Linked DNA regions of Mus musculus: region 1 is linked to region 2. Evidence: chromatin loops called from intact Hi-C (ENCODE). Cell type or tissue: heart. All regions are shown on one strand. Each heading gives the region's core, and the rest is flanking DNA. Links, peaks and the distances in the headings are about the cores only. Region 1 holds the start of Rnps1 (RNA binding protein with serine rich domain 1). Region 2 holds the start of Abca17 (ATP-binding cassette, sub-family A (ABC1), member 17).

Region 1 (12,193 bases), core at 1,971-9,970, 63 kb after region 2:
ACTGGCATTGCCCTCATTGGAGAGCCTGCAGTCATCTTCCTGGATGAGCCATCGACCGGCATGGACCCAGTGGCCCGGCGTCTACTCTGGGATACTGTAGCCCGGGCCCGAGAGTCTGGCAAAGCCATTGTCATCACCTCCCACAGGTAGAGAGTTTGGGCATCTGTGGGTCAGTGGAAGAGCCAGAATGGGTGGCTGGGATGGGACCAGATGAGCAGAAGATATGGCAACAGCTAGTGCAGCTAGGACATTCCCCAGGCTCTGCATGTGGTTACTCTCAGCACGGGGAATCAGAAATGGCCTGGTCTGGGCACAGATCCTCTCCTGTCTGCACAAGACTTTGTCATTCAGGGTGGGCATCGGCCTCCTCCGGCACTGTCTCAGGCCTCCACCCTTTCCCCAGTATGGAGGAGTGTGAAGCCTTATGTACCAGGCTGGCCATCATGGTACAGGGCCAGTTCAAGTGCCTGGGCAGCCCACAGCACCTCAAGAGCAAGTTTGGCAGCGGCTACTCCCTGCAGGCCAAGGTCCGGAGCGAGGGGAAGCAAGACGCGCTAGAGGAGTTCAAGGCCTTTGTGGACCTGACCTTCCCAGGTGTGTGACGGTGCTGGGCCGGCCGGGCCCCACCCACCTGTCCCCAAGGACCCCAGGCCTAATCCCCAACCTGACCTACCTGCTCTCTTCTCTGCAGGCAGCATCCTAGAAGATGAGCACCAAGACATGGTCCATTATCATCTGCCTGGCTGTGACCTCAGCTGGGCCAAGGTGAGTGCAGGCCCCAGAATCCCTCAGGGTGCTCACAGGGACCAAGAAGGAACTTGTAGGATTCTCCCTGCTATGGTAACTCCAGGTTCTTTTCAGGTAGAGTCATTCTAATTCTCCTCTGCTGCTCGCCCTGATATGGGCTGGGTTTGGGGTTTTGTATGTAAAATATTTGAGGTGGAAGAAAATCAAAGTTTGCATGCAAGGAAACTGGCCCAGAGATGGGACACAGTTTACCCTCATGGGAGTGACTTCTCCAGGGGCTCTAGGACAACAGTGGGCAATGGCAGAGTGAGGTCCAGCTTCCCATTCTCAGAGGACTCGCCTTATGGGACCTGGGCTCTCTCACCAATAGCTTTTCTGTTTCAAAAAGGTATTTGGTATCCTGGAGAAAGCCAAGGAGAAGTATGGAGTGGATGATTACTCTGTGAGCCAGATCTCCCTGGAGCAGGTCTTTCTGAGCTTTGCCCACCTACAACCCCCCACCACTGAGGATGGCCGGTGAGGAGCTCTGCTGCCTCCAGAGCACCAGGCGTGGAAGGGGCAAATCGTGCTTAGCCGTGCGTCCTCTCCCTCCCAGTTTCTCCTTTCTTTCATTTTTAATCACTCTTTTCTATGATGGACATGAAAAACAATCAAGGTGATATGCACAAAGTGGACCATGTGTGTCTGTCAGTGCCTGCAGGCAGGAGTCAGCATGCAGGTTTCCACTCCTGAAGTCAGGTCTCTGGAACCACAGTCCCAGACCCCATCCTGCTGTGCACACAGACAGGCCTTGGTCCCAGCTGGTACTGCAGCTAGCCTGGGGGATTGAGCTTCTTTCCAGTGCTTATCCAGAGAGACCCCAGGGACCTGTCTATGTTTACATATGACACTAAGCTCCCCTAGGGGGGGAAAGAAAGCCAACAGGGTTGAGCAGCAACAAGGACTTCCAGGCTGCCAGGAATGAGCAGCAAAGTTGCAAATACCTTCATGAAGGGAAGATACTGGCTATGACTAGGTGCTGAGACCATTGGCTCCCAATGCAACTGCACAGGCATCCTTGGATGTCAATGTTCCTTCCAGTATGGACAGTGGACCGGGCTGATCTGATCCTGAGCCAGATGTCATCCCACAGAGCATCGGCAGCACAAGAGAGAGCTGTGGCCAGACTTGAAGCACATCCTCTGTTCCTAGCTCTGTGCCTTCAAGAAGTCACTGGCCACAGGATTGTCAGGGACCACTACAGGGCTGAGTAGTGTCATCTCTTGAGGATACACTTAAACATATTGTGATTCTATAAAAAATAAAGGATAAGGGGACATGACCAGTCTTTGAGTCATACATATGATATGAGGAGGGGTCATGGGACTAGATCATTACCTTCCAGTTCCACATCCAATATGGCTTTCATACCAAGTTTCAAACAAAAGCAGGAGTTGGCTTTCCTAGCAGAGAGGAAGCTTACAGGATTCACTGCTGTGAAGTGAAGGATTAGGCATGAATTACTTTCCTTGTGATAAAATACTTGATCGAAGTAACTCAAGGAAAGCTGTGTTTTGGCTCCTGATTCAAGGGCACAAAGGGACAAAGCTGTGGCCCTGGCAGCTAGGAGGGATTGGCCATGCCGCATCTGCAGGTAAGGATGCTGGCCCTCACCCTTGACTCCCTTCTTTTCAGTCCAGGACCTTAGACTGTGGAATGTTGTCACCCACATTTCTCATAGCTCAGTCTGCCAAGGCAGACACTGGCACTAGAAGGGAAAGGGAAATTGCAGGTCAGACCTCTCACCTCAGTACAACCTAGAAACTCAAACATGTTACTGTGGTGATTCTAAACCCCATCAAGTTGATTATCATCACAATGCCCAAAGGCAAATAAAAAGTGGGTTCTGTCTACACCAAGCAGACAGTATGAACTAGTGCAAGATAAAAAGTGGGTCCTGTCTACATCCAGGCAGACAGTATGAACTAGTGCAAGATAAAAAGTGGGTCCTGGCCAGATGGTAGTGGCGCACGCCTTTGATCCCAGCACTCGGGAGGCAGAGGCAGGTGGATTTCTGAGTTCAAGGCCAGCCTGGTCTACAAAGTGAGTTCTAGGACAGCCAAGGCTATACAGAAAAACCCTGTCTCGAAAAACAAAACAAAACAAAACAAAACAAAACAAAAGACAAGTTGTTTTATTGTTTTAATTTTTTCAATATTTATTTCCATGTATGAGTTTTGCCCACCAGGATGAGCATGAATCTCATTATGTGCATAAGTGTTCTCAATCACTGAGCCATTGCCCCAGTTTCTCTAGTGTTTTGAGACAAGATCTTACGATGTAGCCCTGATTAGCCTGAAACTCTCTGGAGACTAGGCTACCTTCAAACTCAGAGATCTCCCTATTCCTGCCTCCCAAATACTGGAATTAAAAGCATGTGCTACCACACTAAGCAACGATGTTTTTAGCCAGTCTCTGAAACATTTATTTATAGAACTTCAAATTAGTTTCCATAGCACATATGCCTTTAAAAAGTCTTCAAAGCTGGATATGGAGGCAGAGCCTGGTGAGGCTCTATACAAGCTCCAGGACAGCCAGGGCTACCCAGAGAAACCCTGTCTCAAAACCAAATAAACAGATCCACCTGCTTCTGCTTCCCAAGGGCTGGGAGTGAGGTGTGAGCCACCCCACTCAGCCCTTGCTTGTCTTTTTCTATTTTTTGTTTTGTTTGAGACAGGGTCTCTCTATTATGCATTATGGCATTTAAAAAAAGATTTATTTAAGTATCTGAGTGTCCTATCTGTATGTACACCTGCATGCTAGGAGATGGCATCAGATCCCATTACAGATGGTTATAAGCCATCATGTGGTTGGTGGGAATTGATTTCAGGACCTCTGGAAGAGCAGTCAGTGCTCTTAACCCCTGAGCCATCTCTCCAGCCCCTGTTGTTTTGTTTTTTGAGACAGGGTTTCTACGTATAGCAGCCCTGGCTGTCTGAAACTCACTCTGGACCAGGCTGACTTTGAACCTTGAGAAAAGAAAGAAGGGAGCATAGAGTACTTACCAAGGCTCAAATGCCCTCAATTGCGGCCAGCAATTCATGTGTCTTCCAGCAAACTGGGGCTACAGATACCCTGGGTCCCCGGAAATCCTAGCTTGGTGGCCCTTAGCCATCTTGGCCTCCATAGGTTAGCAACATGCTGGGATAAGTAAGGCTCAGACTCTTGGAAGAAAAGAAAGAAGGGTCCAAAGATTCAGTTCTCACAATCTTTCTGCTAATTCTCAAAATAGTAAAAGCCAGGAAGCTCAGCTTTCAGAGCTCAGCAGCTTGATGGTACACTTGATTTATAAAGCCCAGGATATTTAGCAACAAATTTTTTTTTTTTTTTTTTTTGGTGTTTTTGAGACAGGGTTTCTCTGTGTAGTCCTGGCTGTCCTGGAACTCACTTTGTAGACCAGGCTGGCCTTGAACTCAGAAATCCAACTGCCTCTGCCTCCCGAGTGCTGGGATCAAAGGCGTGCGCCACCACACCCGGCTTAGCAACAAATTTTTATCAACACCTCTGAGTAAATCATGCTTTAGATTTAATTTATGTTAAAACTTACATACGTGGGCTGGAGAGATGGCTCAGTGGTTAAGAGCACCGACTGCTCTTCCAAAGACAATGAGATCTGATGCCCTCTTCTGGTGCATCTGAAGACAGCTACAGTGTACTTAGATATAATAATAAATAAATCTTAAAAAAAAAAACTTACACATGTGCCAAATTAAATTACATACTTACATACATGCCAAATTAAATTACTTTGAACATTAGGGGAAAAGCAGGGGAGAAGCTGTTAGCCCAGCTTCTTCGGTCCTCACCAGCCATCTGGGGTGACCCCAGATTTCTAGGGTTTCTAGGGTGTCCGTGCTGTTCTGGACCAAAAACTCTATTAGCCTCTCTAATCACAGACACCATTAATCTTCACAGAATGGTACATGCTCCCTGTGTGAGCATTACTACATCATCACAGGGCCCTTTCCCTACAAGAACCGGCTGAAGTCCCTGGACCACTGCTCTTCTGACCCACTGAGATGGTTAATCTTGGTTGTCAACTTGATTGGATTCAGAATTAACGCACCTCGGGGCACACCGGTGAGGGAGCTTTGTGATTAAGTGTGAAGGCCCAACCTGAACCTGACCAGCACTTCCCAGTGTCTTTGTAGGCAGTGCGAGATTTGCTTTTGTGGCTTTTCTCTCACTAGTCCGTCTACCTTTTTGCTGCCATCTTTCACTGACATCAGGGCCCAGCTTCTTCAGCCTTCCAACTAGTGCTGAAGACCAGGAACCCGCCATGATTTCAGCACCAGATTAAGACTACAAGGACATGTAGTTTCTTAGAAAGCTACTGGCTCTCAGCCTTTCTAGTGTGAATAACCCAGACTGGATGATGTAAGTGAGGGTCATCGTTTATTTGTTCCGTTCCACCAGAGAACAGCTAGCATCCACTTACCACTCATGTCTGACCACAGCAGACACAACAGCAATGCAAGAAAATCAGCTTATCCCTAATATCCTATACATTAAATAATCTTAAATCCAACAAGGGTACCAGACCAAACTGTCTAGATCTGCTAACCCCACCCCAAAAAATGAATACCTCAGGAAAGCAGACTTCAGAAGCAGGCTCCTCTTCCTGACTGTCCCACAGGACACACCCAGCTCCTTGGACCGAGATAATCTCTTCTCTCCATCTCTCCGGGATCACCAAAGTGCACATTGGCCACTTTCCTATCTTTCACAGCAATATGTAATCCAAATCTAAGTCACCTTTGTACCTTCCTCCTGAAGCTCACCTTAGCTCTGTTCCTCTTTCTTCGTTCCTGCCTCAAATCTACTTAGATAACCGCGGGGATTGTGTGCATATCCCTTTCTTCCGCAAATAACGGAGCAAGAATGTGCTAGGCAAACCGGGCGGTGGCGCTCGTCTTTAATCCCAGCAGTTGGGAGGCAGAGGCAGGCAGATTTCTGAGTTCTAGGCCAGCCTAGCCTGGTCTACAGAGTGAGTTCCAGGACAGCCAGGGCTACAAAACAAACAAACAAACAAACAAAAGAATGTGTTGGCAAAGTCGGGAGGCGGGGCACTACGGCGGGTGCTACTCTTTAGCCTCGTGCAGAGACCAGATCCTCTATGTCCTTGCTAAGAAGTTACTGACGTAACCCCGGTATAGACTAGCGTGCCTCTTCTTCTCCCAGCGATCCTGAACGCCTTTGCTGTTCCTTCTGCCCCACGCATTCTTGTCAGAAATGTCTCCTGGGAGAAACCTCCTTCAACATTTCCTCAAACTTTTTTCCTTTCTGGCCTCATCGGCCGCCCGCTACACCCAGTCAGCTGTATCCCACCAGCACAGAGACCATATCTATGCAATCACCACTAACTACCAGAGACTTGACCATAGGAACTCACCGTCCGTACCAGCCTGTCCCTTTACTACAATAACGCGGCCTCAGCAGGGTGCCTTAGATCCTAATGACAGCAGAGGCAACCCGAGTAGCTCCATCCACACAGATCCGGTAGGCGCCAAAGAGCACAAACCTCTGGTGCCGGTCAGCCAATCATCGCGCGCTTCAGAATGAGCAAAACAAGTCCAGGAAACTTTAGACCAGTCGGGGAGGGGGGGCGGGGGGGGGGACCGTAGGCGCTACGACGCTCCGCCCACACACAGTTGCTGTCCTTTAGTCCTCCACCGCTAACTTGCATTGGCTGAGTGTGCTTACGTCATCGTCGCGCGACGACGGCTGCGCCTTCCCGCTTCTCACCTCTGACGACAAAGTTGCGCCGGCGTCCTGGTCTGAGAAGAGCGGGAGGAGGTGGCGGCCTTGGGAAGATGTAAGTCGGGGTAGGAATCCGGCTGCATCCGACCTCCGGGGACCTTCTGCCAGGCTTGGCGGGGCGCATCGTGGAGCCGGTTGCGTTCCTCAGTGCGGCAGAGGCCCGCCGGCGAGGAACAGAGCCCGAGGAGAGAGTGTGGTTCAGGTCGGGCGGAGTGGGAGGTGTCGAGGCCGCGGCCCGGAAGTGGTCGAGGCGGTCACCGACGGAAGGGTGATCCCGCACGGTTCGCTCGGCGGCGACCCGCTTTAGCCTGCAGGACTCCAGCAGCTGCGAGCCCTGCCGCTTCTCTTGTTTTCTTGTCAGGCTGGAGACCTAGGCTCGCCACACCGGGCCCGACCTGAGTAGTGAGTGGAGAAAGAGGGTGGGAGGCGAGGTCGATGTCTGTGGCCGGAGCGGACGGTGCAGATTGCGAGCCGGCCTAAAAGGTTGGTTTCCTTTAAAGATCTCTTTCCACGAGTGTCTGTCGGAATCCAGTGTGCAGTTCTCAGTTCTGGGCATTGAGGATCCGTCCTAGGATGGACCGAGCACGGTTACGGAGCTCAGCGGGAGAGGATATGGGAAGGTTATGGTTGATGGTAGAGACGTGGTGGAGGCTTGCTTTCTCTACCTTGTGTTACTTCGTAGGCACTGTGTCTCCGATGTGCTTTTATATGTAGAGAGTGCTTTCAGATTGCCAAGACGCCCTCTGCTCGAGATTTAACCATTTGTTTTCTCCTCTCTCTGACTGTTGGACGCACACCTTTCCGGAGGATGGGAGAGGTGACCAAGGTCCTGAGCTGTTACCTGAGCTTGAGTGAACAGAGACCCTCACCTTTGCTTTCTAGCACTCGACCACACCCAGCAAAGAGTTCGCTTACGCCGCAGTTCATAATTTGTAGACTGCTTAACAATGGGTTCTGCCTGTTTCATAAAGTACATTCCAGCAGGTCGGGGTGCGGGTGCACAAGGGTGATCTCTACCCTTTGTCACTGGTATGAAGCACTTGAATAGTAACCCAAACCCCAAAAGTACATACCAGATTTAAATGACTTAGTATAGAAAACCCACAAGAAATTTAGTAATTTTATGTTGATTATATGTTACAAAGGTAATGTTCATTTTGTTAAAAACTAGTTTTGGGACCCACACACTGCCTTTAATCCCAGCACTCAGATGGCAAGTCAGAGTTTGAGGCTAGCTTGATCAACCTAGGCTAGCCAGGGCTGCCTAGTGAGACCATGTTTCAATAGGGGGGAAAAAGCCTTTAATTTTGGACTGTCAGTACTTGTGAATGGTAGAGGTCTTGTTGAGTATACTGGGCTCAGTGTTACTTCGTGTAGCCTTGCCTGTCCTGGAAGTAGACCAGGACAGACCTTTGAACTCGAGAGCCTCATTTCCCAGTTCTTGTTTCTAAAAAAAATAAGAAAGGTTTCACTAACTTTTGTGACTTGGCTGAAAGGAGATTAAAGGGTGTGCTCATGGTTCACACTCATGGACAGTGCTGCTTTTAGTGATCTCATCCAAAAGTCAGCTGAGCTGTAACACAGTTAACTAAGCAGCCAGAAATCAAACTTACCACTGAGCTTTTAGCTGGGTGCCTTGCCAGATTGATAGATTGATTTAGCCAAGCAAGGTTTAGGGAGCTAATTGTCAGGATTACTTAACTTGGTAGTATGCTTTTGCCTGTTGTGCACAAAGCCCTGGTTTCAGTCTCCAGCTCCATATCGAAAGCCTATAATCCCAGGCGGAGGCAGGAGATTCAAGTCATCCTACATAGAACATTTGAAGCCAGCCTGGGCTAGAGACCTTGTCTTTAATAGAATAAGCCTTTGGTTCCTGTACTCAGGAGACAGGAAGGATGAGTCCCAGCAAGGTGTCATGGTACACAGCTTTAATCCCAGCACTTGGGAAACAAAAGTGGGGGAATCTCTGTGACAGCCAGAGCTACAGGATAGCAAAAAAAAAAAAAAAAATTAAGAATGAGTGCCACAGCTGGACAGTGGTGGCACAGGCCTTTAATCCCAGCACTTGAGAGGCAGAGGCAGGTGGATTTCTTGAAGCCAGCCTGGTCTACAGAGTGGGTTCCAGGACAGCCAGGACTGCCCAGAGAAACCCTGTCTCGAGAAAAAAAAAAAAAAAGACTTGAAGCCTGAAACACAGGCTTGCTTGCTTGCTTACTCCAGACCATGGAAGATAGCTGAAAAGATATAGTCCTGGAAAGAAGCTAGATAGGTAATCATTTGCCATTTCTATTTGTCAAAGTAGTGGAAGGGAACTGTTCTCATGAGCTAGACTTATTCAGCAGCATTTAGAAGGGCCCTGTTTCTGAAAAGATGTATTCTCGCCTTACACTTGAGGAAGGTGAGGAAGAAGAGTTAGGATGTATCCTGAGGCCTTTTTTTGTATTTTGCTCCAAGAGAAGTCCCAGGGAGAATTAGCTGTCTTTAGTTGAGTACTTACTGTTACGTGGCATTATTGCTAAACCCTTAACACTGCCTATAAGATCTCAACCCATTCAGAGGTTTCAACAGTTGTGCCTACCTGACTGCTGACTAGATCTACCAAGTCACATTTTCCCCTTATTTGTTTATGGTTTACCTACCTGACAGTCTTACTTTTTTTCTTGCCTTTTTCTTTTTTTTCTTTTTTTTTCCTCCCAGGCAGGGTTTCTTTATGTCGCTTTGGCTGTCCTGGAATAGCTCTGAATCAGCCTGCCTCTGCCTCCCCTGTGCTGTGGTTGAAGGCTTGCACCGCCGCTCCAGCTTTCGGTTCTGTCTTAGTGCTCTCCTGTGAGGTTTTGCACGTTGTGTTGTGTTGAGTAATGTTTTGATGCTTGTCACTCAAAGTGCCAGCTACTCGTTACTCATTGTATCCTTAAAGAAAACAATGCCAATAAGACAAATCTGGGTTTTTCTCCTCTGAGGCCATTGTGGTGTCTAATATTTTGAAAGCCATCTACAGGTGGCTGGTTCATCATCAAACTTGGTGAACTCTAGTGTGGGACAGGCCCTAAAAAACCAAATGTAGCTACAATTACCTCTCCCACTTCATTAAGGAAAACAAAGAAGAATCTTAATATGCCTGTACCTTAGACATGTAATACATTTTGCCTTTCTTTCTCAAATAAAAAACCTAAGGTGGCCTCTAAGAGTAGGAAAGGCCTCCATGGCGCGCTAATGAGGGCCCTGGGTGTCAAGGCTGTGTGGACACTTGCTGTTTGCTGTGCTTCTGTCCTGTGTGCTCAACGGTCTTTGATGCAAAATAGAGTTGATGCTTTGTCAATTGGTTTGCTCTATTTCAATCCTTTTATCTTGTTACTAGGCTGCTCTTTGGCGTAAATTGCAATCGATTAGGGATCGTTTCTCAGACTCAAGTTAGAAGTGAGAGTTCAGATAAGTGAGGCCGACATTGCTGCCTTGAAGAAGGGGAGAATGGATTTATCAGGAGTGAAAAAGAAGAGCTTGCTAGGAGTCAAAGAGAATAATAAAAAGTCCAGCACTAGGTAATCCTCTGTAAGATTTTTTTCTAGTGCTATTTTGGGGGTGCTTGCTGTTTAAGGACCCTAGGAAAGGGGAGATTTTTGTTGTTGTTGTTCTACAGTGCGTGCCCTAATTCACAGATGATTTTGCTCTGTGATCACCTGGGATGTTAGTAATCCTTTTGGACCGCACTACTGGGTTGTGCTATCTCAGGGTTTGGTCAGAAGGGCTTGCAACCTCACATTCTATCTTATCATGCAGGGCTCCTTCTCCTACCAAACGCAAGGACCGATCTGATGAGAAGTCCAAGGATCGATCTAAAGATAAAGGGGCCACTAAAGAGTCAAGTGAGAAGGATCGTGGCAGAGATAAGACTCGGAAGAGACGCAGTGCTTCAAGCGGAAGCAGCAGTACCAGGTGGGGCAGAGGGAACCATGTCTTCCTTCACTGTGAAGCCCTCCAAGAACTTCTTTGGGGGAAAGGGGTGACACGTGTGTGTTGTGAAGGCCAAAAGTATGTTAAATTTCTTCCTTTGGGGAGGTGTGAAGGCCATCTGCTCTTCCATGTTCCCACAAACAAACAAACCTAGGTCCAGTTCAGCAAAGTTCACTCTAGGAAATCAGTGAGTTTACCAGGCTTCCAGTGCAGTGGGTGAAGGATAATTGGCAGGAATGTGGGTGGTAACTGCCCTGTGAATGTTCCCTCCCCACAGTCCCCTACTTAAAGCCTTTGCCTGAGACCTGAGGACCTGTGCAAATAGGGCAGAATTACAACTGGTTTGGAGGGGTGGCTGGATACTCCAGTGAGGGTCCCTTGACCCTGTCCCTTCCAAGAGAGACAAGCCCAGTGTGATGATCGTTAGTGAGCAAGCCCAGTTGAAGTGAGAATGACAGCAACTTTTCTGCGAGGGTAGTCCTGTATGTGTGGCTCCCTAAGAGCTGTCTGCCTAGCTTTTCCATACAGGATTTCATTGCTTCCTGCAGCTTGCCAATTGAATTGAGCTGGTTGCCCAAGGGAAGACTACGTTGTCTTAACTACATTGAAAACAGACCCTAGAGTTGTTGATAAGACCCTAATATAGCATGCAGGTTTTGTTTCATTATATATGTTATGTGGTCTTGCTGTGTAATGTGTGTTTGTGGATATAAACTCTCCTATGATACTAAAGTGTGATGTTTGGATAATGGATGAATTGTTTCTCTTGCAAGTATGTATTCATCCTGAAATGAGAATGACTGGCTTCAGGCTGGAGCCTTTTTTTTTTTTTTTAAACTGTGTTTATACATGCATACCATGTGTGTGCCTGGTTGTCACACAGGCCAGAAAGGTGCATTGGGTCCCCAGAAACTAGAGTCACAGGCAGTTGTGAGCTGCCATGTGGGTGCTAGAAACCAAACCTGGTTCCTCTTACCTGCAGAGACATTTTTCAGCTCCCAGTCTGCTCCTTTTTTTATTTAAGATGTATTTATTTTTATGTTATTTATGTATTTATTTTAATGTGCACGGTCACTGTCTTCAGACACACCAGAAGAGGTCATCAGATCCCATTGTGGATGTTTGTGGGCCACCATGTAGTTGCTGGGAATTGAACTTAGGACCTTGGAAGAACTGTTAGTGCTCTTAAACTCTGAGCCATCTCTGCAGCCCCTCTTTCTTTTTATTTTTAAGTTGAAAACCTGCCTGAATTGGTCTTCAGCCCTGTTGATCTGATTTTTGCTAGGCTGCTGCTTTTTCCTCATTGGTAAAAATAAGGATTCTGTGTAGGTAACAACAGCCCATCTCATACGGTGTTGGGACTTGTCAGATGTCATTACTGGTGAAATGGGGCTTAAGCAGGAAAGCACCGGGCAGTGGTGGCGTATGCCTTTAGTCTTAGTGCTTAGGAGGCAGAGGCGGGCAGATTTCTGAGTAAGAACCAGGAGAGCGATATCCTCTACTGAGCAGTCAGTCTTCTGTGCAGAAATAGGACTCTTGCTCATTGACTCTGTGACACCCCCACCTTGTCCTCAGGTCTAGGTCCAGCTCCACCTCCAGCTCGGGCTCCAGCACCAGCACAGGCTCAAGCAGTGGCTCCAGCTCGTCCTCTGCATCCAGCCGCTCAGGAAGCTCCAGCACGTCCCGGAGCTCCAGT
Region 2 (12,193 bases), core at 2,707-10,706:
CGCAGAGAAAAGCAGTGCAGGGTGGAGCTAGAGAGGAAATCAGGCCATAGTGTAGAGTGTGTGTGCCGGAAGCCACAGAAGGGTGGAAGCAGGGGATGCGGGGGTCCTTCTGAGAACCTTTCTGCCTCGGTTCGGAGAGAAGCAGAGAAACCTGTTAGAATCTGTGAGTGCTTTCAATTTTTGATTGGTTGGAGATGTGTACTGTATTGGTTTGTTTTGTGTGTCAACTTGACACAAGCTAGAGTCATCAGAGAGGAAGGGGCTTCAGTTGAGAAGATGCCTCCATAAAATCTAGCTATAAGGCATTTTCTCAATTAGTTATCAATGGTGAGGACCCAGCCCATGGTGGGTGGTGCCATCCCTGGGTTGGCAGGTCTAGATTCTATAAGGAAATGGGCTGAGCAAGCCATGGGAGCAAGCCAGTAAGCAGCATCCCACCGTGACCTCTGCCATCAGCTCCTCCTCCAAGTTCCAGCCCTGCTTGAGTTCCTGTCCCAACTTTCCCCAATGGTGGACTATGATCTGGAAGTGTAAGCCCAATAAACCCTTTCCTCCACAGCTTGGTTTTTGGTAATGGTATCTCATCACAGCAAGAGAAACCCTAACTAATAATGTAAAAATTAGCCAATCAGAGCTACTGACTAATAGAAAATATAGTGTCGTGAGAGCGAGTTAATATAAGTAACATTTAATATTTTCGTTAGCATTTAAAGGCATGTATGCAAGTATACAAGTCTCTGTAGGATAACAAACTGCAGCCTGGGCTGCGTCCCTTCAACCACCGCCTCATACAGTCCCCAGATTTTGAAACACTTTTGTAAGAACTCTCAGGACAAAAACTTCTAACCACACTATAAAAATGAGGCAGAGGCAGGCAGAGCCTGGTCTACAGAGTAAGTTCCAGGACAGCCAGGGCTACACTGAGAAACCATATCTCGAGAAACAAAACAAAACAAAACAAAACAAAACAAAACAAAACAAAACAAAACAAAACAAAACAAAACAAAGATGCCTTCCCAGGATGGCACAATGACCCCAACAAACCTGACAACCTCTGAGTTCAATGTTAAATTCCCGGGACCCCTGGGTGGGAGAGAAATGACGCTGGCAAGATGTCCTCCACCCTCCACTCACTCATGCGCAGGGCATGCACACATACACACATCCCGTACTCACATTCACGAGAAATAAATGTAATAAGACACATAGGGAAACAAAAAGAAAAGATAGAAATGCCCACCCTACGCAATCTTATATCTGACCTTCAAAGTCAACAGCAAAGGTTTGCTCCACCACTTCAGTGACAGCTTTTAAGGTTTCACTTTTGGAAGGGATATAAGCCAACTGAAATTTACTTTTCAGAGGATAGTTATAGAAGTATACTGGCAGTAAACTGACATCAACTGCCGGGTAGTTGGTAGATGACTTCTTTCTTGGCATACTATTCAAACGGAGATATAATACAATTGCACAAAACAGTAATGGCATCAACATTTCCAGGAGAGTTATCAGAGTCTTCCGCCTCTAAAACAGAAACAACAGCTGTGTTAACAGCAGACAAAACCCAAGTGTAACCATCTACCTAGCAAGTGTACTACTTAAAACCCTGGGCTGGACAGACCTTCTTAGTACTTTCTTGGCATGTACAAAGCATGATCCCCAGTGTTGAATAAACCAAGAGTTTTGAAGGCAGAAAGATCAGAAACTCAAGGCCATCCTTGGCTTCTTAGGAAGTTCGAGCCCATCCTTTGATGTATGAAACCCTACCTCAAAAAACAAACACCCTCATTCCGTTCCTCTCGCCTCCCTACACAAAACTCAGACGAGGGGAAAAAAGGCCGACTGGGAGCAAGCGTCTCTGTTTAGCTCTTCTAGACCATTAGTGGCTTAGACATCACAACAGGGGCTGCCTGAGAATTAGCTGAATTAAACGAAAGTTCATTATTGTTCAACTCAATATTAGTGACTGTGATGTGAAGCGGAAAGAACCTAAAATCACTTCAGGGACAGGCTTCTGGGTGTGCCTGTGGAGATTACTGTCTGTTAATTGGGATGAGAAGACTTGCTTACTGTGAGCGGAGCTATTCTCTAGCTAGGCTCTCAGACTGGCCTTTGCTTCCTAGTCAGTGTGACAGCACCAGCTGCCTCAAGCTCCTCCCACAATCGCCGTGACCCAGAGCATACCCTCTCTCTTTCACGTTGCCTTTTGTCAGGGGTGTTTTATCACAGCAACAGGAAGAGAAACGAAGACTGAAACTTACTTAACTATGCAGCTATTCCCGAGGACCCACATCTTCCCCCCAGGTAAGCAGTTCCTTACCTTTAAGATGAAATTCTTCCAGAGAAGGAGTTTTAATTTCTTCAACACCTCCATTTTTCTTTTCCCAGCTGAAGAAGAAGCTCAACACTAGTTAGGAAACAAACTGAGAAAATGTTAATGTTAAGTAGTAGTCTTTCAGCTAGACTCAGTGGCACACACCTTTAATCCCAGCACTTGGGAGGCAGAGGCAGGAGGATCTCTGTGAGTTCAAGGCCAGCCTGGTCTATATAAGGAATTCCAGGACAAGAGCCACACAGTGAGACCCTGTCTCGAATAAATAAAAAAGGCAGATTTCTTTCGCTCTTTATTAGCTTTCTTCTTGTGGGCTTTTGGAAAGCGCCTTCGTTACTTATCTTTTTCCCTATTGTTCCTTCTTGGCCTTTTTGGGCAGACCCTTCCTCCTCTCCTCAGCCTGTAAACATTAAGGTACTACAGGGCTCAGTCTCTGGACTCCTTTCCATGCCAACAACACTCACTCCACAGATGACTTCACTCTGTGTTGATGGACTCCGGTATGTTTGGACAATGTCTACTTTCATTCTCTAGCTTGGACTTGACTCAATTTCTTTTCCCAAATATTCAAGTGCGAGATATCTGTCCCACCCCCACCGTGTTTTACCTCAAAACAGACCTGGCCCACTCATGGTCCTCCTAAAACAAGTCATTGCCGACCCCTTCACCTCCCGTCTTAGAGGTCATTAATTATGGTGATCTCTTCTGAAGTGTACATGTAGGTTGTCACAAACCTATTTGTCCAGTCTTTGGAATATTCCAGAATTTGCTACCTTTCACCCTTTCACCCCCTTGATTTTTTTTCTCCAACCCAAAGATTTATTTTTCTTATCTGTAAGTAGACTGTAGCTGTCTTCAGATGCACCACACACCAGAAGAGGGCGTCAGATCTCATCATGGATGGTTGTGAGCCACCATGTGGTTGCTGGAATTTGAACTCAGGACCTTCAGAAGAGCAGTCAATGCTTTTAACCGCTGAGCTATCTCTCTAGCCCCACCCCCTCAATTCTTATCATTCCTTGCCCTGCCTGACTTTTTGCAAGAGCCATGGCAGCACAAACATGGCGTCTGATCTTGCCATTTTGCAACTTATTTTCTGTGCAATGACAAGAACAACAGAGTTCGAGTCAGATCACCTACACTCCTTCACCACAACCTCCATCTGCTTTTCATGTTTATTTTTCTTCTTAGCATATTTAAGCAAAGAAATGTTCTTTATTTCAGGACTGGGGAGATGGCTCAAGAAATGGCTCAGTGGATTAAAAATTTGCTGCGGAAAATGCTTGCAGGACCTTAGTTCAGTCCTCAGTACCCATGTGAAAGTCAGGCATGGCAGCACATGCCTGCCATCCTTGCACTAGCGGGGCAGAGGCAGGCAGATATAATGAAATATATGAGAATTGGCTCCAATTTCAGTGAAAGACCCTGCCTTTAAAAATGAGATCTGTGGACGAGAGGGTTGGCTTAGCACTTAAGAGTCCATCCTGCTTTCCTGAAGACCCAAGCTCACGTCCCAGCATCCACGTGCAGCAGCTGACAACAGCCTGCACCTACAGCTCGAGAAGATCTGACATGCTCTTCTGGCCTCTGCAGGTACTCAAACATGCATGTACATACGTACGTACCTACACACACACACACACACACACACACACACACACACACACACACACACACACACACCACAGAGGGAGGGAAAGAGTGAGAAAGAACCAGCCAGACACATAAAAATAGTAAAATAAATATTAAAATAGGATAAAGTACTTAGGAGGTGCCACTATAACAAGCTACACCTATATTAAAAACAAACAAACAAACAAACAAACATCAAATGAAAAAACAGCTGGGTGGTGGTGGTGTACGCCTTTAATCCCAGCATTCTGGAGGCAGGCAGATCTCTGGGTTGAAGGCCAGCCTGGTCTACAGAGTGAGTTCCAGGACAGCCAGGTTTACACAGAGAAACTGTCTCAAAATACAAAAAACAAACAAACAAAAAACCTTCAAATCATCGTATTGGTTTTGTCTTACTATAATGAAACGTATGAGAATAAGTAAAAGAGGTTTACAGCTTTGGAAGCTGAAAGTCCACATAGCACCAAGCTCTGGCTGTGCCAAGCTTTGGCAGTGGTCCCTGTGGTTTCATCAGCTCATGCAGATTGTACCACAATGGTAAGAAAACACACAGAACTTATATCCTAAGGCAGGATGCCAAAAGTGTGGCTGTGAACTTGAGTACCACAAGAACTGTGCAGAGAAAATCTCTTGTGCACTGTGTGAAAGTATTCCTGTCTGTAAAATAATGCTGTTTAGCCAATGGGCTCAGACAGATTAGAAGGTGGGACATCTGGCAGAGAGAGAGAGAAAGAGAGAGAAGAGAGAGATGCAAATGTCACGTGTCCAATTTACATCTATAGATAAATCTATATATTTACATAAACAGGTACAAAATTATAGAGAGAGTATTTACTGAACAAATGGCATGGGAAGAGGATGGCAGTTATAAAAAAAGTGGCCTTTTGTTTTAAAATTTGAAGAATATATTTATATAATACTTGCTAAATTTTAAATTTGTGAATATACTAATCATCTATATGAAACACCTCTAAAACTTCTAGATGATTAAAAGCTATGCAAACTACACTTGAAGCAAGATAGAGATTCACACAAAGACCACTATGGCAGTGTTGCTACAGTTTCTGTGCTGCCTGGATATTTAATAGAACAAGCCTACATAACTCACTGTCATAGTCAATGATGTACACACATTTCCGTGTGATTGTGTTTACATTAGTTTCAAATAACAATATATTCAGTTCTAACAATACATTGTTGAGGACTTTGAATTTGGTGTTAGATGGCTGTTTCAATACTTCCTTTACCAGTTTCATCTGTACTCCTCAATACACAATAAAATGAGACTTTGACACCAGACACCTACTTTGTGAGATTCTGAGGAACACGCATCACGAATACTCTCAACCTCGCCTTTGCCTAAGGGAATTCTAAGTCACCCAGCTCTGTTCCTAGATTTAGTTCTGCAGAACTAGGCTTAGGTTTGGAAAGGACTAAAGAATTTAAGTTGAAAATGGCAAGTACTGTTTTGAAAGAAAAGCGATTAAGTTTAACGTCCAGTTCCAGTCAGCCAGATTCATACACCTCCTATCATGAAATAGAGAATGGGAGAGACATTTTGGGTTGGAAGGATGATGGAGAGAAAGTCTTTGGGGACAAAGTCTTTTGGAGATGTTTACAGCACACCAATAATCCAAATCCCCACCTTGCTTTAATTGTCCCCCCATCTCCCCCAACACACACCGCTACATGCTTGTTACAACAGGCACATACTGCCATTTAAGTGCCAGGCATGATGATAATCCCTTAAGCATGCACTTTTCTCATTTCACTTTGGAAAAAAAGTGGTGGTTGTGGGGGAACCGCAACCTTTGAATACGCTATTACTACCATTTCAATTTTAGGAATGAGAAATTAAGATTCTGGAAAATACAATGACTTGAATACACTAGTGAAGGACTCAAGACCTGAAGCCAGGTCTTTGAGACTCCCTTTATTCGGCAAACTTGACTAGAGCATTTCTGGACAAGGTGTTCTAGGACCCCAGGGAACTGACCATGTACCAGGCAAGGGCTCTTTTCTTAGGGAGTCCATCTTCTGGTTAGCCATACAGGACCCTAGAGAGCGAGAGGTTATGACCACAGTGTAACTGGCATTGATTCGGAAGTCACGATCCCAGGGTTACCTTAAGGCTAGGCAGGTCTGGTCCGCAGCCCGGAATCCGGGGAGGGCTGCGCCTCACTCACCGCAGGCACCCTGTCCGTGGCCACGGGCACTGAAGGACCCGCTGGATCGCCCTCGACGACTGTTGGCCCCGCGACACGGCCACGCCCACGCTCAACCCCGCTTCTCCCGGGCCAGCCGCGCGGATGCCCAAGCTGCAGCAACCTGTGATTCCAATGCCATTCCCTCCTGCCTGGGCCGAGGGCACACAGATGTTCGCATCCTACTGTCTGAAGGAACCACAACCCCCTCCCACCTCCATGCCTGTCTACTGCCTGAAGAAATCCTAACGCCCCAATCTCCTGTCCGAGGAAACTCTACCGCCCAAGAGACCCCGACGCCCTGCCTTCTGCCTGAGGAGACCCAGATCCCTGAGAACCCCCTCCCACCCTGACTGTATTCTCCTAGTGGTGCTGCTGGGCTGGACCGTGACTTTCCCTTTCCTAGCTGTGGGCTGTCGCCTCTGAAAGGTTCCTAGACCTAACCTCACTAGGGCTTGGGTTCCTCCTGCTGAGAGCAGAAAGTAGCACTTTCTCTTGGTGACAAGAGTGAGATGGGGAGAGAGCCCTGAAGAGAAAGAGGAACTTGAATCCCGCTGCGAAAGTGAGATTCTTGATGTTACAGCCTCAACTGCTTTGAAACACATTTGTCCAGAGATGAGCTTCAGGCCAGCGACCCCGGGGCTCAGAGCCCCAAACTAACGCCTACTGTTTGCTGGACGCGAGCAAGGGCGTGCTGCACGATCAGTGGCGGATGCGGAGAAAACCCGCAGGGGCAACCCATCACGCACGCTCACCCCACCCTACAAGCGCTTGCCCACTGGAGGTGAGACCTGCGTGGAGTACTGCGCAGACGCACGATCCGGAATGTTGAACTGGGAGGGGTGCACGCGCTACGCAGAGCGCCCTCTGTCGGAGCTGGGCAACATGTGCCAGGCACTGCGCAGACGCTGAATCCAGAGCTTAGGCGAGGCTGAGCCGGCCGGGGGCAAACCCGGGGCACCTGCAGGGGCGGCCCAGTGCGCACGCGCGCTCCGACGCGCCCCCCCACCCCCTCCAGGAGCCGGAGCTTCCTGGTGCGTTCTTCCACCCGCGCCTGTCGCAGGCGCCTCCTCTCTGCCCCGCCGCCTCAGTTGTCAGCTTCGGCCGCAACCGCCCCAGCAAGGCTGGAGCAGGACCGGGAGTCTAAGGGAGGGAACCTGGCGAGAGAGCTGCGCAGACCGCCGCCACCCTGGCGCTGAGGGTCGGTGAGTGTCACTAGGACTTGTCACTCGCGCGCTAGCTCGGGGCTCTGAGATTTCCCGTCCTTGCCCGGGTCTCCACTCTGCCAGCGGGCAGCGCCCCAACCTGGGGCCTCCGAGCCCCTGCCTATCGCCGGGACCTGCGGGCTCGCGGACTGACCCTTCGTATTGCTGCAGGTGTAGCTGTCTTGGCGTCCTCATGCTGGGTGTGTCCCCGCTATAGCGGGGTCGCGGGGCTCGCAGGAACCCGCACAGACCGCTGGGTCGTTACGGGGTCTATTGTGCGGGCCTGGCAGGTGGACAGACAGCCGCCGCCCTCAGGCGCTTTGCGGGCTGCGACACAGCAGGCCGGCGGAATGCTCCAGGCTCAACCGGCCAGTGCTGGTCCTGGATGGAATTCCTCCCAGTTCTTCAAGCTTCAGCATCTTCGTTTTCATGAACTTTAACGTAGGGTTCAAGGGATGCTTTGATAGGGGTTGAAGTTGGCGAAGCCCTCAATGTGCAATACAGAACTCGGAAGGGGGAACCACAGCAACTACAGCAACTGTGCTCTGGTCAAGTGTCTCGGTGTTTGGTGTTGGTGCTCAGAATGACCGACCCCGAACTTCGACTAGTTCCTGGGGGTCAGGGCTCCAGCCTGGGGGTCAGGTCCCTGGTACTGCACGCTTGAGCTTTCCCTGTGTGTGGCCCATTTGGGCTTTGTCTTAAAAGGTATTTCTGTCTGTCCCTTTGCCTCCAGGCCTGAACGGTTCTTGTATCATAAATAGGGACTTGGTGTTTGTAACGTGAGGAGCACTCAGGAAATGCTCTCCCAATGAGTGACTGGGGCTTTGTAGTAACAATGTGGAGACCCAGGCAAGGCTTAAGGAACTGAATTCTGCCCCTGTCTCCTAAGCAGCCTTATTTCATCCAGAGAGTTTTGTTTGGTGTTGCCATTTGTAAGCTTGAAAAGACTGAAACCATTTTAGAAAGCTTGCCTCGTGGGAAGTAAGAGACAGGGTGGGGAGAGGAAAAGTTGATTTTTAAAAAAATGAGTGTCATGGGAATCCCCCTCACCCACATTGGTTTGAATTGAGCCCTTGCAAACAGATAATATCTTCCTCTAGGGCAGGCGGCATTCCACCATTCTGACAGAACAGCCTTTCAGAGCATGACCAGGTAGCTGGAGTTCTTCTTAACAAGCCACTAACTTTCCCTGTTACATTGACCAGGCTGTCACATAGAAACTATTTTGACTTGGTCTTAACTGGGAAGGCCTTAGTTTGGCCTTTATGGGCTTTATGGTTTCTCCTTCAGCCCTGCTTCTGGCAATTGGCAGGGGGTTCCTTTGATACACTGAGTCTGCCTAGAGCCACATTCTAGAACTCTCAGGTACGTTCATCAGTCTTCTAATGCGCAAGGCTCCAGGCATGATTCTGAGTCACTAGATGATCCCTGCCCGTAGAGATCTTCAAATGGCACTAATTTACTCACAAGAAAGTGGCTTCAATCAGAAGCAGGCCTGGCCAAATGGGTCAGTGAATTAAGGTGTCTAACAATCAAACCCGACAGGTTGAGTTAGATCCCAGTGACTCACGAGATAACAGAGGGCCAGCTCCAGCAAGTCGCCCTTGACCTCCACACAGACACCATGGTACATGCATGCCCCCCACCACAGCACAGAGAAATAAATACCGTGTTTGGTTTTTATTAAAGAATGGGCTAAGTGGTACAGGACACATCCAGAATAGATGCCACCCGTGTCTAAAGGAGTAGGAGAGCTGAACTGAGAATGCAAGATAGAGTTGTTCCAGAGAAATGTTCATGTGCCCAGCCAGAGCCTACAGTCTTCATGGGTAGGCCTCAGACTGAAGTTTCTATCTGAAAACACCTCTAGAAGGTTCTGCTCTGCAGTTAAGATGAAGAACTTCTCCTTATCAGAGGCAGCATTCACAGGGCCTGGCTCTGAAGTAGGCTAGGAAATGATAGGGTCTCATCAGTTAGAGCAGTGTGTTGGATGATACTCTCAACAGACTGACGTGGTGAAGGCCCATTCTGTGTGTGGAGTGAAAGGCCTGTGGCCCATTCCTGCATCAGTGCCATTCCCTGGGAATAGCACAAGGCCTGGCGTCAACAGGCCAGTGGTCACCTTTGCAGAAGCTGTAATGAGCTCCTTGCTGCTGCACTTGTTACTGAACATCCATGGTTACCTCTCTGGGGACGCCTGTTGCTTCATGACCTCACTCCCCATGCCTAGGAGGGCAGAAAAGCTGGCTATCCAGGGAATGGGACCGGGGCTGTAGCATGGGAATTAGGCAGGAAAGCAAGCAACAGCACGCATTTTGTAGAATTCTTTTTGTAGAGCCTGCTTTGGGACACATCTTTCGCCTAAAATACACCTTGCTGATTCTTACCAAGAGCTTCTAAGGAGACCCACTGTTTTCAGCTCTGGATAAAGCAGGCAACGATGAGTTCCAGAAATTGCACTTCTCTACCTGGGCCTGCAGAATGGATCACCCAGTTTTAGACCTGGCTTCCTCGGGCTCTAGAACAGAAGCTGTGGTTTGCAGGCTGGGCTCACCCAAGCCACATAAAGGCCACTGTGTAAACAGGTCATCCCGGTGCTTCCTCTTGTGTGCTGCTGTGTAGAAAAGAGTTTGAGAGTGTCCGTGTGTGTCTGTGTGTGTGTCCGTGAGAGTGTGTGTGTTCGTGTGTGTGTGTGTGTGTGTGTGTGTGTGTGTGTGTGTGTCATCTGATAGTGAATCCTGACAAATGAATCTAGAAACATAGATGAGTATGGACCTTTTAAAGAGACATGAGGTGAGGCCCTGTGATAGTGACACAGACCTTTAATCCCAGCACTCAGGAGGCAGAGGTAGGCGGATTTCTGAGTTCGAGGCCAGCCTGGTCTACAGAGTGAGTTCCAGGTCAGCCAGGGCTACATAGAGAAACCCTGTCTCAAACACACAAGAGAGATAAGAGGTAAAGTTAACATGATTAAAATCTTCCAACATTATTAATAAGACAAAGAATTATAGCATAAACAAGCCCTGTACATTGAAAGCTCTGAGGTCAGGCTCATGTGTCCCTAGCATTTGAAACCTGGTTCTAGGTCTGTCTGTTTCAGAAACCAACTGCTGTTGAGTGTACAAATAAACAGGACACACCTGCGTGGGCACAGACCTGCGCTTGGGTCTGAGCTCATTTACGTGCCATGCAAATACTCTGGGTGGATTCCGGCAGGAAAAAGGAAAAGCACAAATTCTGGCCTTGAATGGTTTTTGGCCTAGATCTGCAGATGTGACACTCAGATAGCACCCTTGGTAGCGGAATATAATTATTAACAATCTTATGCTTGTCAGCTTTGAACATTGATTAACTTCACACGCCAACTGAAGCTTCCCCTCTCTCTTCTCCCAGTCCCTTCCTCCCCAGACATGCCGCCCCCACCCCTGCCGGCCGCCCCTCCTCCCTTTCCCTTCAGAACAGGGGAAGCCGTCCTTGGATATCAAGCAGTCTTGGAATACTAAGTTGCAGTAAAACTAGGTGTGTCTTCTCCTACTGTGGCTAGACAAGGCTGCCCAGTTAGAGGAAAGGGATCTAAAGGCAGGCAACAGAGTCAGAGCCCTTACTTCTGCTGTTAGAGGGTACCACATGAAGACCAAACTACACAGCTGTAATGTATGTGCAGAGGGCCTACGTCAGGCCCACGCAGGCTCCCTGGTTGGCAGTTAATCTCTGTGAGCCCCTATAGACCCAGGTTAGTTGATTCTGTGGGTCTTGTGATGCTGCTTATCAGCTTTTTGTTGCTGTTGTAAATACTTGAGGCAGTTTTTATCTAAAAGGCGTATTTTGGCTCGTAGTCTTAAAGGTCTCAGCCCATGACCAGTTGGCCCGTAGCTTTGAAGCTTAGTAAGGTAGCACACAGTGGTGAGGGACCTGGAGCAGATGAAAGCTACAGACACCATGGTTGGATCCCTAGAGTTCTCAAAGGAGTTACAGCAGTGTGAGACCTCCTATCAGGCTCTCGCCTATTAACATTTCTACCAATAGTACCAAGCGAGGGACTCTGCCTTTAACATATGAGTCTTTAGAGGACACTTGAGATACTAACCATAGCTCATCGATGTTCAGACATTCTCACTAGTATGCTGGGTTTGGCATGGATTGTTTGAAAGCTCTAATTCTCATGCCTTGTTACCTTTTCCTTGAGTATGGGGGTTTGGTGAGGGAGAGATTTTTTTTTCAAGGAGGATGTGTCCATAGATTTGTATTTGTGTGTGTGTGTGGTATGTATGGTTGGGGTGTGTGTCTTTGTTTGTGTTTGTATGTGTGGTGTGGGTGTGTAGTGTGTGTCTGTGTGTGTAGTATGTGTGTGTGTGGTGCAGAGGTGTATGTGTATAGTATGTGGGTAGGGGTGGAGGGTGGTGGTTGGGGGGTGTGTGTGGTGTGTGTAGTATAGTGCGTGTATGGTATGGGCGTGTGGTTGGTGTGTATATGTAGTGTGTATATGTGTAGTATGTGTATGTTTGTAGTGTGTGGGGTGGTGGTGGTGTGTGTGAGGTGTGTGTGGGGGGGTGTGGGGTGTGTGTGTGTGTGTGTGTGTGTGTGTGTGTAGGCCAGAGGTCAACTGTGGTGTTTTCTTCTATTGCTTGCTACCTCATTTTTTGAGACAGGACCGTGACTGGACCTGCACCTCACTAGTGTGGCTGTCTTTATGCCCCCATCCTCCATTGGTTTCCACTCCAGCACTGGGTTATGGACACCCATTCTCGTGTACAGCTTTTTGCGTGGGTGCGTGGGTTCCGAACTGAGGTCCTTCTGTTTATGTAACAGGCAGTTTACCC

Evidence for each region. A loop is a pair of places that touch in the nucleus more often than their neighbours do. Peaks named below come from ENCODE experiments on the same cell type or tissue, not always from the same donor. Only the 100,000 strongest peaks of a DNase experiment are listed, where the experiment ranks them.
Region 1: a loop joins it to region 2, with 4 times the contacts of the local background. A loop is called at or near these places in 2 of 42 quality-filtered maps.

The regions. Positions count from the first base shown.
Region 1 is chr17:24,408,134-24,420,326 of GRCm38, forward strand. Abca3 (ATP-binding cassette, sub-family A (ABC1), member 3) reads left to right here. Exons shown (of 33, transcript NM_013855.3): 30 at 1-146; 31 at 404-594; 32 at 692-765; 33 at 1,136-2,071. The coding sequence ends at 1,267. It overlaps Rnps1 (RNA binding protein with serine rich domain 1), which reads left to right and starts at 6,542. Exons shown (of 9, transcript NM_009070.2): 1 at 6,542-6,601; 2 at 6,908-7,029; 3 at 9,905-10,085; 4 at 10,324-10,479; 5 at 12,073-12,193. The coding sequence starts at 10,015. It overlaps D330041H03Rik (RIKEN cDNA D330041H03 gene), which reads right to left and starts at 6,380. Exons shown (of 6, transcript NR_033554.1): 1 at 6,179-6,380; 2 at 5,568-5,795; 3 at 4,334-4,441; 4 at 3,792-3,950; 5 at 2,125-2,220; 6 at 1,348-2,038. In heart, for the core only: CTCF peaks have their summits at 4,411 (motif pointing left) and 5,685; a DNase peak (open chromatin) is centred at 6,448; H3K4me3 peaks cover 3,162 bases; H3K27ac peaks cover 2,325 bases.
Region 2 is chr17:24,344,879-24,357,071 of GRCm38, forward strand. It overlaps Abca17 (ATP-binding cassette, sub-family A (ABC1), member 17), which reads right to left and starts at 6,181. Exons shown (of 31, transcript NM_001031621.3): 1 at 6,090-6,181; 2 at 2,321-2,407; 3 at 1,263-1,524. The coding sequence starts at 2,374. Abca3 (ATP-binding cassette, sub-family A (ABC1), member 3) reads left to right here and starts at 7,145. Exons shown (of 33, transcript NM_013855.3): 1 at 7,145-7,373. In heart, for the core only: no CTCF peak of the experiment used is centred there; DNase peaks (open chromatin) are centred at 6,133 and 7,073; H3K4me3 peaks cover 2,530 bases; H3K27ac peaks cover 2,216 bases; H3K27me3 peaks cover 2,483 bases.